Regions from separate parts of the Homo sapiens genome. Here region 2 is linked to region 1. Evidence: chromatin loops called from intact Hi-C (ENCODE). Cell type or tissue: HCT116. All regions are shown on one strand.

What was found. A loop is a pair of places that touch in the nucleus more often than their neighbours do. Peaks named below come from ENCODE experiments on the same cell type or tissue, not always from the same donor. Only the 100,000 strongest peaks of a DNase experiment are listed, where the experiment ranks them.
Region 2: a loop joins it to region 1, with 16 times the contacts of the local background. A loop is called at or near these places in 5 of 110 quality-filtered maps.

Annotation. Positions count from the first base shown.
Region 1 is chr12:3,038,536-3,046,535 of GRCh38, reverse strand. TEAD4 (TEA domain transcription factor 4) reads right to left here. Exons shown (of 13, transcript NM_003213.4): 12 at 6,277-6,429; 13 at 5,860-6,171. The coding sequence ends at 6,058. Among named protein-coding and RNA genes, the nearest start is that of TSPAN9, 35 kb to the left of the region's middle. In HCT116, a CTCF peak has its summit at 4,772 (motif pointing right); a DNase peak (open chromatin) is centred at 4,805; H3K27ac peaks cover 512 bases.
Region 2 is chr12:2,679,615-2,687,614 of GRCh38, reverse strand. CACNA1C (calcium voltage-gated channel subunit alpha1 C) reads right to left here. Exons shown (of 47, transcript NM_000719.7): 42 at 7,819-8,000; 43 at 4,937-5,065; 44 at 1,773-1,879; 45 at 1,346-1,449. The region is part of intron 3 of CACNA1C-AS1 (CACNA1C antisense RNA 1); the gene reads left to right. Among named protein-coding and RNA genes, the nearest start is that of CACNA1C-AS1, 7.5 kb to the left of the region's middle. RefSeq lists an enhancer at 7,636-8,000. In HCT116, a CTCF peak has its summit at 4,538 (motif pointing left); DNase peaks (open chromatin) are centred at 4,554 and 4,894.

The DNA of each region.
Region 1 (8,000 bases):
TGCTAGTAAGCCTGCTTATTCCTGAGCCAAGTGCTAGACTCGAGTTCCTAGGATGCCAAGCTAGGGATCACATCTTGCCGGCCCCTGCCTGAACCTCTCCCTTTGACCACTCTTCAAATCCAGGGGGTCCTGTGTCCATTTAGTGTTGCTCCTAAAGGTGCAGTGCTCACAGAACCTGGTGACAGAACTCCCTCCTGGAACCTCGCTTGGGGACAGTAAAGGACTGAGATAACCAGATAGCCATGGAGACACTTGTTCCTGGGGAGCCCAGGGATACTGGCTTGAACCTGACCCCAGGCTGGGAGGCGTCCCTGAGTGCTTTTCATTCTCTGGGTGGGGGGGGGGTTGGGTGGGAGGCTGGGCAGCTTGCACGGCTGAGTCCCCGCTTCCACTGCCTTGCTTCAGGCTGTGATGGCCTCGGTGGCTGCGACCTGCTGCTGCCACCTCTGTGTTCTGTGGACAGGTGTGCACCTGTCATTTCCAAGAAAAAGATCACGCACACAAAGGCCTTTGTGTATGTAGCAGACTTTACTGAAGATTTGGAGAGATGAAGGGGTTTTACATAGCAAAAATACAAAAAAAACTGAAGGTTGAGTATTAGACATCCATGAGCTGAAGAAGACTCAGCCACTTCTACCAATGGGGCTCCCGCCTTCTACGAAGGCACCTGACCACCTCTCCCTGCTGTTTCTCAGGAAGCTGAATGAAAGCCAGATTTCCTGACAGTTTCTTAGAGTATTTTAGTCCTCCATTTGCTCTGCCCTCCCCCCCTTTTTTTTTTTTTTTTTTTTTTTTTGAGATAGGGCCCTGCTCTGTTGCCCAGGCTGGAGTGCAATGATGTAATCTCAGCTCACTGCATTCCTGACCTCCTGTGCTCAAGCGATCCTCCCACCTCAGCCTCCCAAGTCACTGGGACTACAAGAGCACGCCACCATGCCCTGCTAATTTTTCTATTTTTTTGTAGAGATGGGGTTTTGCCATGTTGCCCAGGCTGGGCTCAAGTGATCCTCCCGCCTCAGCCTCCCAAAGTGCTGGGATTACAGGTGTGAGCCACAGCACCCGGTCTGTCTTTCCTTTCTAGACCTTCCCTTGGGACCTCTTTCTCCCCTTAATGGGCCACAAAGTTATCTCCCCGATTTAGAACACTCCCTCCCCTTTCCTGACACCCAGATGAGGACGAAAATCTAAAAGCACAACCTTGCACGGGGCAGTTTTCGCTAAACCAAGACTCAAGGTCTTCTCCTCACCTTCTTTGAGGGACATTAGAGCTTTTTTTCTCTAAAAATAAGTATGCGTGCATGTGCGTGTGTTTTAGGGGCAGGAAGGGCGGAGTCAGGGGACATTTTTACACACCCACATTTCACATTCCCTGAGCTCGCCGTGAGCGAGGGGTGGCCCTGCTCCTTCACACACCATGACCTGTCCTCCTCCCAGTGGCAGTCCCAAGTCGGAGCATTTATTCCCATTTCACAAATGAGATTATGAAGTTCCCTAGAGGGTGTCTGTCCAAGATCACATGACTTGTAAGAGGTCAATTCAATCACTGGCCTGGCTTAACTTTAAGTTCTTTTTTTTTTTTTTTTTTCTTTGGGAGACAGAGTTTCGTTCTTGTTGCCCAGGCTGGAGTGCAGTGGCGCGGTCTCGGCTCACTGCAACCTCCACCTCCTGGGTTCAAGCAATTCTCCTGCCTCAGTCTCCCTAGTAGCTGGGATTACAGGTGCCCACCACCACACCCAGGTGATTTTTGTATTTTTAGTAGAGATGGGGTTTCGCCATGTTGGCCAGGCTGGTCTTGAACTCCTGACCTCAGGTGATCCACCCACATTGGCCTCCCAAAGTGCTGGGATTACAGGCGTGAGCCACTGCACCTGGCCAAGTGTACATTCTTAAGAACAACGTACATAGATTGGGGAAAAGTATCTCGTTTTCATTCTGAGAGCTAATACAACAGAGAGTGTACGAAGAGGTCAAACACAGGGACTGCTGGGTGGAACACACTGCCACTCCCCCTCCCCCTCCCCCTCTGTGCCACACACCTGATGTGGCCCCACCCAACACAGCCACGACCCTCCTACCCCCCACCACCTGCCCAGTGTCCTCTGAGTCTCAGCCCAGCAGAGGGAGCAGGTGCATGCTCTAGGCACACACAGGGTACAGGAGCTGGGCGAGGCCAACCATGCCAGCCCCTCGCTCCACACCCCACCGGCTTCCATCCTGAAAGGTAATACACACACGCACACACACACCAAATTCCTGTGTGGGTTTCTTTGTTAGAAAGATCATCCCACTCTGAAAGATGGGGGCCAATGGGAAACAGTCTGCTGGCTCATGGCTGGACCCGCTGAGAGAGATGGTCTGTCTCCCATCCCCATTTCCATCTGGACAGTGCTGCCTGCTAACTCGGATCATGTCAGAATGGTGGAAGAGTCTCTATCCCCACAGGGCTCAGGGACCCTTCCTCACCTCACAGGCCCAAGGGACATGACCGCCTGCCATGTGCATTCGCTCACTCATCAAACAGAACCAGGAAATGAGGTCTCACTGTGCAGAGCCGAGTTTCGTGGGAAGAGCCCGAAACACACTATCACACATGCCTCTCTGAGGTCCACAGCAGCCCACTGTCGTTTTCTAGAAAATCTGATCAAAAAGACTCCCCTGCTTAACACACTTCCAGGACTTCCCATCACACCGGGTAAGGTCCAAAGCCCTCGCCAAAAGAGGTGGTACCACCGGGCCACCTGCTGCCTTTCCCCACCTGGAATGCCCTGGCCCCCTCCTCTCTCCTGTTCACTCTGTTCTCTGTACCTGGGACACATCTGTCACCTCCCTGCCCCCAGCACCTGCTGTTCCCTCCACTTGGAATACCATTCCCCCAGACCCCCAGGGCTGGCTCTTCTTGTCCTTCAGAATCAACTCAAGCCCCACCACCTCAGAGAGGCCTCCCCCAGCAACTCGATCTCAGCGCCTGCGCAGCCTCACCACGCCCGCCTGTCTCCTCACTTGCTTACTCTGCTTCCCAAGGAGCCTGTCTGTCGTCTTCCTCACTGCCACATCCCCACTGCCACATTCCCACTGCCACATCCCCACTGCCACATCCCCACTGCCACATCCCCACTGCCACATCCCCACTAGCTAGCACAAAGCAGAAGTTAAATAAGTATTTGCTAAGTGAATGGATGGATGCATGAATCATCCAGGCAAGTTAGTGGAGCTCTCCGTGCCACGTTTGCCTCATCTGTAAAATGGGGCTAGCATAGTACCCATTGGGTGAGGATGAGAAGAGACCACAGAGGCACCTGTGTTCAGGCACCATGCTTGTGACAGGGGTTCTAACAGGGCATAAATGCAATGCTTTTGACACACAAGGGCAGGCATGACTGTCTTCTGCATGAGAAGAGGGGATTCCTCTTTGGCTCTGGAAGAATGAGTGCCAGATCACAGATGGAAGACGGGATGAGAACCACGGGCTGGGGGTGCTGGGAAGTAGGTGATTCAGGGCGGCTAGTGGGGAGGCAGCAGGGGAGCCTCAGAGGAGGCTGCAGGCGAGGTGGGGCCAGCTCACCCATTTGCCTCAAGGGTCATGGTCTGCACCACACCACAGGGAAGGCAGCTAAGTCTGCCACCTGCTATGGTTGACTGGCTTGGATTTTACACCTGTAAGGAGGTGACTGTCCACTAGGCTGCTGAGGTCAGTTCATAGAGGAAAGGAAAACTCACAGCCAACACCTGGACCCAAAAACATCTGCACTGACCTCTTTCCCAGCCAGGACACAAAAAGGTTATCTCTTTAAATGTGCATTTGTCCTGCGGCCAAGAGGCTGCTGGCACAACACATCCTTCCGTCACAGCGCTGGTGCTGCCAATCAAGCTAGAAGGACGGCCAACCCCAGCTTCCCTTATTCAATCCCCCAGGGACAGGGGAGGGGAGAGAGTGAAGGCAAAGGCTGTGCTGGTGCCTGGGGGTGGGGGCAGGAGAGCCTTACACAAACACGAACCCACACTGGGACATGTAGGCACCTGCCACCTGCTCAGGGGCTCATCCGACCCCAGGTTCCCCTAGAGCCCATGCCCCAGCTTCTGACGAGAGCTGGGCCTCCAGACTGCATAGCTCTGCAGCCTGGCAAGAGGTGTAGCGGTGGTCCTGATGCCCAGAGGGGTTTGGTTAAAGCTGTTCTTTGGTAAGACAGTGGGGGCTGGGCCGTGGAGGAGACTAGGCTGCTGGCCTCTTCCCCACATCTGGGATGCCGGTCAACTTCCCTCCATCTGCTTCACTAAATGCTGCCCACCCTTTAAGGGCAGCTGCCCTCAAGACTACCCTTCCCTGAGTCTTCTGCACCTTGATCTCTCCAGTCTCTGAGCGCCTGTGGCTTTGAGGATCACTTAATAGTTTTCCAGTCGGCCCTAGTGAGACTGCAAGCTCCTATGATTAATAACGACGTACATTTAGTGAACACATTTATGTGGGGCACTATGCTAGGCACTGTAGATACGCGAGGTAGGTTATCGTTATACAAATTTTACAGATGGGGAAACTGAGGCACAGTGAAATGAAATAACTTGCCCCAAGGTCACTCAGCTAGTCTGTAGCTTGTCTGACTCCAGAGCCCTCGCTCCTAACCACACTCCAAGACACCTCTTCGATGCTGTCTTACTTATGTAGTCCCATGCACTATCTCCACGAGTGCCAGACACACGGTAAACATAAACACCCCTAGGTTGAATCTTCCTTCCCTTTCTGCTCTAGGCTACTGGATCTGTGGTTCCTATGAGGGAAGATGACCCCAAAGAGCCACTAGGTGGCAGCAAGCAGCCAGATTCTGGCCTCCCCATGGGAGGGAGGGAGGCAGGGAGGCAAGGAGGCAGGGAGGGAGGAGCTCATTGTTAGGTGTATTAGTACAGCTTGCACCAGGCGCTTCACAGACTCCATCTCTTCCCACTCTACAGAGAGGAAAGGATACTAAGGTTCAGACAGGTTGACAAATGCCCAAGGTCAGGCAGCTTAGAATGCTAGGACCGAAGCCAGGAATGGCAAAACTCAGAGCCCATGCCAGTTCTCAGGAGAAATAAACCCAGGAACCCCTTCAGCTGCATATCTAAGTCTAGGCTCAGGGTGGGGTCCACTCCCCTCCTCCACCCCCGGGGAGCACAGAAACTACCCCTCAGGGAAGAAGTTAGATGGTGCAGGCTGGCTCTGAGGAGGCCTCCACCTAACAGGCACCCTGGCTGGGACAGAGTTTGAACAAGCCTCACAAGCACCAATGGCTCTCGGGGACCAGCGGAGCACCAGAGACCTCTCATCAACCTCCTGGCCACAGCCAAGAGGACACTGGTGCACCCAACCTCCCGCCGAGACTCCTCAGGCCGGCCTCAGCCCTGCCGCCTCCTGCCCTCCCCGCTTCAGGGTCCTTTGATTTGAAACCAGTGCCCCCAACGTGGTCACGGAAGATGGTCATGGAATCCACATCCATTGAGATGGACGGAAACTATCCAGAGAGTTCTGACAGTGTCCCCGTCCAACAACTGTCACCGCCACACCTAAAACCCACCCCCCAGGGGATGGGGCCTCTCTGTGTGAACCGTCCTGGGAGTGCAGCAGGGGCGCACGTGGCTGTGGGTGCGTGGCCCATGCATTCATCGGGCCTCACGGCGTGGCCAGCACCACAGTGCAGGGGCTTGAGAGGTAGCACAGGGACTGTCACATCTTCAGTTCCAGGGTCCGGCGATGTTCCTGGCTGAGTCCATTGGGACGCTGGCTTCAGAACTGCCCGGGGTACGTCTCTGAGCACTGCTTCCGGCCTGCCTCCCAGACGGCCCCCTTGCTCCCCCAGTCCCTCCCGAGGCTCACACAGCCAGACCAGGTCCTCTGAAAATACACAGCATCTTGGGTTTATTTGGGGTTGGGCACCTCAGGTTCAGGCACAGTTTGTTCCTGGGTAGAGTCACAACTGCTCCTCTCAGCTCTCTTGGCACTTCAGGGGGCTGCCCCTGCAGGTCCCCTCCCCACGTCCCCGTTTCCTGCACACACGTCTCTTCCCCCCTCCCTGCTCCCCGAGTCTCTCATTCTTTCACCAGCCTGTAGATGTGGTGCTGAGCCCCGTGCTCACTGGCTGACACCTCAAAGACATAGGCAATGCACAGCAAGGTCTCCTGTGTGTCTCTGTTGGTGACCACCTGTGGGAGAGAAAAAGACAAGGGTTAATAAGGCCCCAGAAGGGGCATGCCATGGCTGCTACCCACACACAGACTCCAGCCACACCCGCAGCACCCGCCGCACACCTGCAGGATGGTGAAGTTCTCCAGCACGCTGTTCATCATGTACTTCTCAGGGAGGTGCTTGAGCTTGTGGATGAAGTTGATCATGTACTCACAGAGCGGGGACCGGTGGATGCGGTAAGAGTAGTGTCCATTCTCATAGCGAGCATACTCTGTCTGCAGGACCCGGGGAGAGCAGGGGCTTAGAATCCCATTCTGACCACCTCCAGCCCAGACCCAACTCCACGGGAAGGAAAGGCAGAAAGCCTGGGGGCCCTTAAGAAAAGAGTCACCCCCAGCCAGGGGCAGTGGCTCACACCTGTAATCCCAACACTTTGGGAGGCCAAGGCAGGCGGATCACCTGAGGTCAGGAGTTCAAGACCAGCCTGGCCAACATGGTGAAACCTTGTTACTATTAAAATACAAAAATTAGCCAGGCACGGTGGCGCGTGCCTGTAATCCCAGCTACTCTGGAGGCTGAGGCAGGAGAATCGCTTGAACCCGGGAGGCGGAGGTTGCAGTGAGCTGAGATCGTACCACTGCATTCCAGCCTGGGCGACAGAGTGAGACTGTCTCACAAAAAGAAAAAAAGAAAGTCACCCTCTTAGGTTGGTGGACATTAAACAAGACCTCCTTTCTCCATGGGTGGCCAGCAGGAACCGGGGATGGCAGGAGGGGAGCTTAAGGAGACACAGGAGCAGTGGTAGGAGCCTCTCAATCCTGACTGTACATGAGGACACCATGAGGGGCACACAGGGACCCCTGGGAGTCTGGTGGTGATCATGCAAATTTCCCTGTCTACACACACGCATGCAAGCGCACATAGGAGTGCCGATAAAACTGGTGAAATCTGAACCAGCTTGGTGGACTGCATCAACGTCAATTTCCTGGTTGTCCACTTTACACTCTAGTTATGCAAGATATGGCCAGGGCAAGAGCTGGGTAAAGCGCACATGGGATTATGAGCCCAAGTGGATCCACCATTATCTCAAAAGTTTTACAAGTTTAATTAGAAATAAATAATTTGAGGAACTTTTTAAAAACCACTAATGCCTGGACTCTACCCTAGAGACTGAGGGGTGATGAATGGGTTTCAGGCACTGGTGTGTTTCCAAAGCTCCCAGGAGACTGCAAGGTGCAGCCAGGCGGAGAAGCACTGTGTGGAGTAATGTCTCCTCCCTGGTGCTGGCCGGGCATCTGGCTGCATTTGGCATGAGGAAGGCTATCAATAACTGACAGACTGTGAGAGTAGGACTTCATTAATTCAGACCAATCTGGGGAAGGGGTGAGGAGAGGGACGAAGACTGGCCTGCACGGTGAGGAGGTTTAACAAGTGTGTGGGCGGCACAGGGCCCCGGACTCTCAGAGTCCACAGGTGCTTTGGGTTGGAGGCCTTCAGTCCCAGCTCCTTGTCACTGCCACTACGCAGCGGGCCCAGAACACAGGGTGCTGCAGGAGACCGTGTCACGGACAGTGAAGATAACTTGGCCCTTGTTTAGGGCCAAAATACAGAGGATTTTATCACAACCCCCCAGACACGCACCGGAAAGCAGGGTGCCTGGGTGGGGATTCACCTGCGCTTATGCTCCTCACCACTGCCCTGCACTGCCCTTGGCCGGGGGTTTAGCAGAGTGGGAGAAACCATAAAAGGCAGGCCTGAATTTTCTGTAACTTCCATTAGAGCAGGGTCTCCAGGGTACCCATAAGCAGAAAATCAGGGAAGGAACAGTTTTAGGCATTCATGGAGT
Region 2 (8,000 bases), 360 kb after region 1:
TGAGCCGAGATCGTGCCATTGCACTCCAGCCTGGGCAACAAGAGCAAAACTCTGTCTCAAAAAAAAAAAAAAAAAAGTCACACGGTACGCCCTCTGTCCCTGAATATTCTTGAGCATCCTGAGGGTAGGGACCAGGCCTGTCTGGCTGTTGCCATGACAACCTGCCAGGGCAGAGGCTCTGCAGGGTGAGCTGCTCTGATGGGATGTGCTCCCGGGAGAGAGCGACACTGTGGTGGGGAAAGACCACCTCTAGGGTCACAGAGTACAGGAGGAGAAAGAGATGAAGAGGAGAGTTTCGTGCCTACCAGTACGACAAGAACAGATAGGTGAAATCGACTTCTAGAAATCTTTTAAGATAGCACACACAGTGTCCCCACATCCTTCCACCTCCTGCCCCTGCCCATGGTGGTCCTCAGCCTGGGGCTCCTGGGTCCCTGGGAATCTGAGAAAAGTGTAAGGCCATATTCATTATTTCAGAAAGCCCAGTGGAAGACAACACCACACAGGCTAAGAAAACCTGTTTATTTTTTGGAGCTGAAGTACTATCAACTCAGCCAGGCCACACTGGCCATCTCATGCTGATTATGACTTTTGATTGGCAGTTGAATGCCTTTGGGTACAAAGCATAGGTCTATTTAAAACATAGGTCCATGCTATAAAAGAGTATAACTTTAATAAGGTCAGAATGTTGGGAAACCCAGGTTTAGACCTCAGTTTGCCTGGGGTTAATAGACTGGCCTTAGATAACACTGAAGTTCAAAGATACTAAGGCATGTTTGGTCCTGGCATCTTGGATTTCACTGTCTCAGCTGGAGTCAGCCATGCCAAGAGACATTTCATTTATGGAATCTCCCTGGACCTGCTTCCCACGGATGTCATTCCCTACTCTTGACCATGTTGCTGGTGGGTTCTTTAATCACTTCTTTATGTCACTGGATGGATTTTTGTGTGGCAAAATTTCCAGGTATATTCAAACTCTAGGTACAAGTACATCTTCCTGAGTGCCCTGAGGCATAGGCCAGTGTCAGAGGCGTCAGTGGCATCTGTGGCAGCCTAAGAAGAAAGCTCAGGTGGAACCTGCAGCTGTGGGTCCTCAGGATCACACAAAGAGCTCCTGTGCACCAGCACTTCCTAGGCCCCCACCTGCGATGCTGCAGACCTTGCCGTGGCCCTCACCTGCACAGGAGTGTGAAGCCCTACAGGGATGGCTCTTAGGGCAGGGGCAGGACGTGCCAGCCATCTGAGACAGGCAAGACCCACTGAAGTCTTCAGGATTTGTCCGTCACCCTGGGGACTGTCTGGCCTGCTGGCAGGTGACAGTGGCCTGTCCAAAAGTGTGAGCTACCTGATGATGAACCAGATGCAAGGGCAGGACTGTCTTCTGAGAGATGTCTCCCCCTCGGTCCTTCTGTCGCTTCAGACATTCCAGGTGGAAGGAGGCCCTTCGACCTGCAAAGCCAGCCAGAGAGCCACCATCAGGGCAGGAAAACAGGGCACTGGCCTGTGACAGTTTACACCCTGGTGGGGTGCCAGGAGCAGTAACTATGGCCCGAGACGCTCCTCCTTTCCCCTCCCCTCGTCTGAGACGTATTCTGGTGTCCAGGGCTCATCCCTGCACACCCTGCCTTTGGAATGTTGTCTCCTTGCTTTGGAAATGCCCCACTGTGTGGGGCTGATTTGAGGCAGGCCACAACGATTTCCCAATCATCCCTGACCAGTGTTCTCTAGGGAGTAACCGCCGACCACATCCAGAGAGCGAGCGGTGCATTTACCTAGTGAGGCAGAGCGGAGGAAACCCCTCTTCGGAGATTGCCGGATGTCCCTCTTGTCCTCCTCTGGGAGCGTCAGTTGCCGATTTTCGTCATCCTGGTAGGAGAGCCTGGAACAGAGAGCTCATGGGGCTTGTTCCTGGAGGCTGAGAAGTGGCCACCCACAGGGACAGCTGCACCCCCGGAAAGCACTTTGCTCTGATCCTTAGTGAAGGGACGCACACTTTGTGCTTACATGCAGGTTTGGGGAATTGCCACCCCAAGAAGTTCTGGCCTGCCCCTGACGTCTTCCAGGCCTGCTCAGTGGGAATGGCCAGCTCCTCACCCGCAGCCTGTCTCATAAGCCTGCAGTTCTGACTTGGGGCAGTGAAGGCACTCTGGGGTCAAAGGTGTTGAGAAAGCGGAAAGAATCCTAGGCCCATGAAGTTCTTTTGGGGAATGGCCTTGGCTCCCGTGTTTGCATGAGCTGATGCTGTTTTCCCCAGTGACCCTCAACTTTCACCCAAACTTATGCCCGTCCCCCGATTTCTCCCGCCCTGCCACCCCCTCATCAGCAAGAGCACATAAGCAGCTGCCTACAACCACTCTACGGTCACTCAGTAGGTGAACAGCAGGGCTGTGAGGGACCTCATGGGGCATCTAGTCTATGGCTTCCAGGCCTTTGATGGAAACTCGATGAGAAGTAGATTTGACAGCTTCTCATCATGCACAGACACACCTGATGGAATGAAACCTCATAGCCTTTGGTTACCCTCGGTGCATGCGTTGCACCCTGGTGAGTCCCAGTCCACTTTAGTCTGTTCTATTTTTATTAAAATTTTGATTCACAATCTCTGCTGGGTCAGCCTGCAGTTCAAGAAGCACAGCTGCATTCCAACCTCATTCCCAGATGAGACCACTGACTCACTGGTCCCTGGTGCCACCCCACACCTCTGAGGGTGACTCCATGCCTGCTCATGGTACAGCACAGAGACTTGGATGATTTATAGATGTGCAGGAAGGCTGGTAGAGTGCAGACCGCAGTATTTATACCTTCAAGACTAGCTCTTACTCTCAGCTAGCTAAGGCCTCCCTATTGTATTTTCTTCTTATGCAAATCACCCTGGCTCTTGCAGATCCAGCTTCCATTTCACCTTGTGCGTGGTACCAGTTCAGGTCACCCTGCCCTCAACTTTCTCTGAACGCCTGTACCCCTGGGGGTTGTACCACTCTGGGGGTAGTGAGAAACTCTGTGTTATCTTCCTCTCCTGAGACCCTCTTAGTTTCCTAGTTTGTGGAATTTCCTTGAGGATGGAGACTGGGTTCTTAACAACCTAGCAGAGTGCCTGGTGCACCAAGCACTCTAGAATAACCGAAATAGTTTAAAATATATGCTCTTCCTGATTTCTAGGGTAGGTGGTCAGGCATTCGTTTGTATTCTCTAAGAATCAATTTAGAGACAGTTATCTCATAAGGAGCTTCAGGTATTTCCCTTTTTTATATTGACCGTGTTTCACTGAGTCAGAAAAGTAGAAGGCCTGTCACCCCCACCGTCCCATTTTGCTGATGGGGACACGAAGGCACAGGGCAGTTGAGTGATTTGTCAAGTGCCGCTGGTTGGGACTCTTTCCATGCTTTTCCTTACTCACTCGATTCTTCTTTCTATGCTGGGGAAAAGGAGGTGCTTCTGCTACTCTTCCCATCCAGTTCCCGAGCAGAAAGCACTGGACCCCAGGAAGCCGCATGCTGTGCTGGCCTGGCTGCCATTCTCCCCACACTCCTCAGGGTGGGGCACCTGGTGTCCCCTCCCACCACCTCCAGCCACACCTTTCCTGTCTTCAAAAGCCTGCAAGGCTAGTCCTTCCTCACTCTGAAGTCCTTTCAGGAACTGAATGGACTGACATGCTGGGAGGGGTCGGTGAGGGCTTCCCTCCCGCCCTGGGCCCCCGTGGGGCTCCTCCCTGTCTGCATCGGCAGCTCCAGGGTTCCCTGGCGGGGCTGAGAGAGGACACACCCTGCATCGTGCCTGGCCACGCTTCACTGTGCTGCCGTTCCAGAGTGGGACAGTGGCTCCCAGCAGGTGGCACAGCCCCCCAGCATCCCAGGTTCTTGACATGCCTGCCCTCCAGCTCAGAAAATAATAGAGAAGTGGGAGCTTCTCTCTAAACCCCTGGAAAAGTGTCCATCCAAGGAGCAGGCACACCTGCCGCTGGCCTGCCTGTCCCTCCAGAGGGCCCATTTTCAAGTGGCTGCACGCAAGCCCATGGGACCCAGGCATTACCCCCTGGGGAAAACCCCATGCCTCAATTTCCCTTTCTACAAAATTGAAATGACATATGCCCTCTCTGTCTCAGAGGCCTGTTGTGAGTCATGTATACAGTAACAGATGAGACAGGGCTTTGAGGGTGAAAAGAGCCAGAAAAGCTTCGGAAACACTGTGTCTCAAACTTCTGTGGATGTCACTCTGTGTCTCAAACTTCTGTGGATGTGACTCAGAGTCATAAAGATGTTTCTCAAGGAGACCCCCAGATAGCCACATCTGTTGGCAATTAAGCAAGTGTTTCCCAGCACAGCGCTTACCTTTGTGACGTTTGACGCATTCTGATAGTTTCTGATATTGTGCTGTGCTGCACCTGCTTTTAAGGGCTAGTCATTAGTGACCAAATGGATGTCACCACCTTCTAAAGGATCTAGAACTGCAGCTAAAAATACTCTAAGAATGGCAGCAAGGACAAAAATCTCAGGCCTGGCTTTGCCACCAGTGCCCTCTTCTGGGCAGCTTCATTATAAGCAGTGTCTTGAAACACTTGTTTAATTATCTATATATGTATGTGCATACTGAGTCTCACCAGAAAATATATTTATGACTGTGTCTTACAGCCTACAATGTTTATAAAACAATGTTCAGAAATTTTCCTGGCGAGGAAACCCCAAGCTAAAAAGGGCATCGTGTATGTGTGTGTTGTGTGTGTCTGTGTGTGTGTGTGGTGTGTGTGTGTTTGTGTGTGTTGTGTGTTGGGGGGCTCCCATTTCACTGAGGAGATGAAAGAGGCGGTGCAGATGTTTTCTCTGTGATCTCCTCTCCTCCTGCAATCAGCCCCAGAGGAGGGATCTCAGGGACCTGCCTCTGCCTCCCCACATTTGTTCCCACACTTGGGTCAGCCTCAGCAGAGGGCAGCAGAGCTCACATCTCTGTGGAGAGCAGGCTGGGCTCACTGCAGGCCTCCGTGTCATGGTTCATCTTCACTTCATAGGTCTCATCCTGAGACGTCTCCTCCTGACCCGCCATGGCTGCCTGGCTCTCCCGGGAGTGGCACCTACAATATCCAAGATGAAGAAAAACATCAGAAACTGCCAACCTTCCTCCACTTCCTTCAGCAAGTAAAGCATCACACACGCACACACATGCAGGTGTACACACGTGCACAAACACAAGCACACACACGTGAACAGGCATACAGTTGCTGGTGCTTTGTTCTCCTGTGATTGCTGATGGATCCATAGAAGTGTTCAGATTAGGGTGAGGGTCCCATTTGGGAGAAGGATGTCTGCTGTGGATCCAGGAGTCCTGACCCCAATCCACTTACCCTCTGGTCCAAGTCACTTGGTCCACCTCATGCCTCAGTTTCCCTATGAAATTGGAATGACATATGCCCTGCCTAACTTAGAGGCTGCCCCCCACTCACCTCCAGCTATGACACCTGGGTCTTTGGCATTTGGCATAGCTGAGAAGTCCTTGGCCTCTTATTTTGATGGTGCCCTTGATTCTGACACTGGCACCCTGGGGTAAAGGCACAGAGAGGAAGCCTCACCTAGAGGGGTTTGCTCTCCTGAGCAGAAGGCAGTGAGCCTGAGTCCCTGCTGAGCCTGAATCCCTCCTGAGCTCCAGATCCTCACACATCGGAACGTGCCTTTCCCTGCTGGGACAGGGTCAGGTCATCTTTAGCTCTGGACCAAGGCCTCTTCCTTTTCCTGTCTGAGCTCAGCTCAGTGCCTCCCTTTGTCTTGCTTTCTATAGACCTTGCATGCTGGGCCCACTTTATCCTCAGACCCCTGAGGGCATCAGAGAAAGATCCTGGTCCATCCTCTCAGAGCCGAGTGCTAAATCAGTGCCCTGGCTCTGAGCATCCCAGGCAGGGTAGAAGCAATTCTCTCTCTCGAGGAGGAGGACTGCAGACTGCCACCCGCCCCGCAGTGGAAGGAAAGATGAGAGGTGGGAGCTCCAGGAGGACTGGGAGGGGAGGGAGGTGGAGTGGGCTTTGGTGAAGCACGGAGGGAGGAGCTGGAGACGCAGAGCAGCAGCAGGCAGGCAGCAGCACTTTTGGGGGCCACCGGGCACAGGACGTGCTGGCCCATCCTCAGCACAAGCAATGCTGGCACTAGAGCTGCCGTTAGCCTTGAGCTGTGACACGGGGACAAGGGAGCTGGGACGTGGGCTATGCTCCTCCTCTTCACCAAGCTGAAGCTTGATGCCCTGTGTGTTGTTTGTACCATCTGCAGTGGGCAGAGGGAACCGACATTTCATGAGCACCGACTGTGTGCTGGGCACTGTGCCGGGTGCTTTGCATGTATTTTGCTATGTGGAGAGATATATCTGTGGGGACAAGGAAATCCCCTGGGGTCTCCTCCCCCAGCTCCTCTAAACATCCCTCTCCCCTTATGTCACAGAGAACAAAGCTTCACATGAAAATGCCCTTAGAGGGTGGGGAATTAGTTCACCCTGAGATGCTAAAGACGGACGTGGAGCCCTCCTTAAGCAGAAGCTTCATGAGGCCAGAGGGGAGAAGGGGGTATGGGGACCCAGTACTTGGGTCCTCAAAGGCCGTGGAAGGGGAGTGAGGTTGCAGAGAAGGATGAGGCCCCCACAACAGGTGCAGGCCCCCAAGACTAGATGCCTAGATTAGATCCTCTCCTATGCAAAGCCAGCCCTTCAGGCCGGCACATAAAATCCAGTGCCCAGCACACTGCCCTGTGCACACAGAAGGCAGCAGTGCAGGCCTCATGAATTGAAGGATGCCCCCAGTGCTGCTTCTGGGTGGCTAAACCAGCCAACCTTGCAGAAAGGAAAGCAGACAGGGAGATGGTCCTTTTAACTGGCCTGTCGTCTGACACAATTAAATGCCTGAGTCCCATGGGCTTGCATGCAGCCCTCTTGAAATGGGCCCTCTGCAGGGACAGGCAGGCCAGCGGCAGGTGTGCCTGCTCCTTGGATGGACACTTTTCCAGGGGTTTAGAGGGAAGCTGCTACTTCTCTATTATTTTCTGAGCTGGAGGGCGAGCATGTCAAGAACCTGGCATGCTGGGGGGCTGTGCAGCCTGCTGGGAGCCACTCTCCTACTCTGGAAGAGCAGCACAGTGAAGCGTGGCCAGGCACGATGCAGGGTGTGTCCTCTCTCAGCCCCGCCAGGGAACCCTGGAGCTGCTGATGCAGACAGGGAGGAGCCCTGCGGGGGCCCAGGGCGGGAGGGAAGGTCCCACCATCCAGCATGTCACAGCAGTGCATCCTAGAGCACAGGGATGAGAGGACAAGGAGAAAAGAGTGAGTCAGGAGTAAGAGGTACAGTCAAGACCTCCAGGAATGATCCTGTGCTGGGCAGAATGGGCCAGTGCTACAGATGGCGCCTCCCACAGGGGATGCCCTCTCCGGGAGGCTGGCAAAGGGGCTCCAGGGAAGCAATGGAAACACCATTCCCATCTCGGCTGGGAGAAAGGCCAGGTTTGGGCAGAGACTCGGGGAAGGGCAGACGGGATGGTTTCTGTTGTGAAGCCGGAACACAAACATCTGATGATCACATTCTGCCACTCAGGAAGTGTGGGAGAGGAGAGGGCCCTGTGGGAGAACCAGCGCCGCAGGCCACTGCTGACTTGCCCTGAGCCTGCCAGGTCTGATCAAGGGCAGGACTTGGGAGACAGCATAGTGCCTCCTGCTCTTGCTGGAGTCTGGGGCAGCAACCTCCTGGAAGCTTGAGGGACAAGTGGCTGGCCGAGGCCTCCGTCTCCTCCACTGTCTCCTGAGGGTTGCAGCACGTGGGCCCTGTGTGCCGCCTGGGGTGGCCAGCCTCCCACTTACCTGTTGGAGCTGAGCTTCCACGCCACCTCCTGCACCCGGATGGCAGGGGACAAGGGGGGCCCGTGGCCCTCCACAGTGCTGACCGTGCTGGGGTAGCCGGCGGGGCGAGGGAGGCGACCCAGGGCGGTGTTGTTGGCGTTGTTGATGTTGGCGTTGGAGCCGGTGGACGAGTAGCTGCTCGG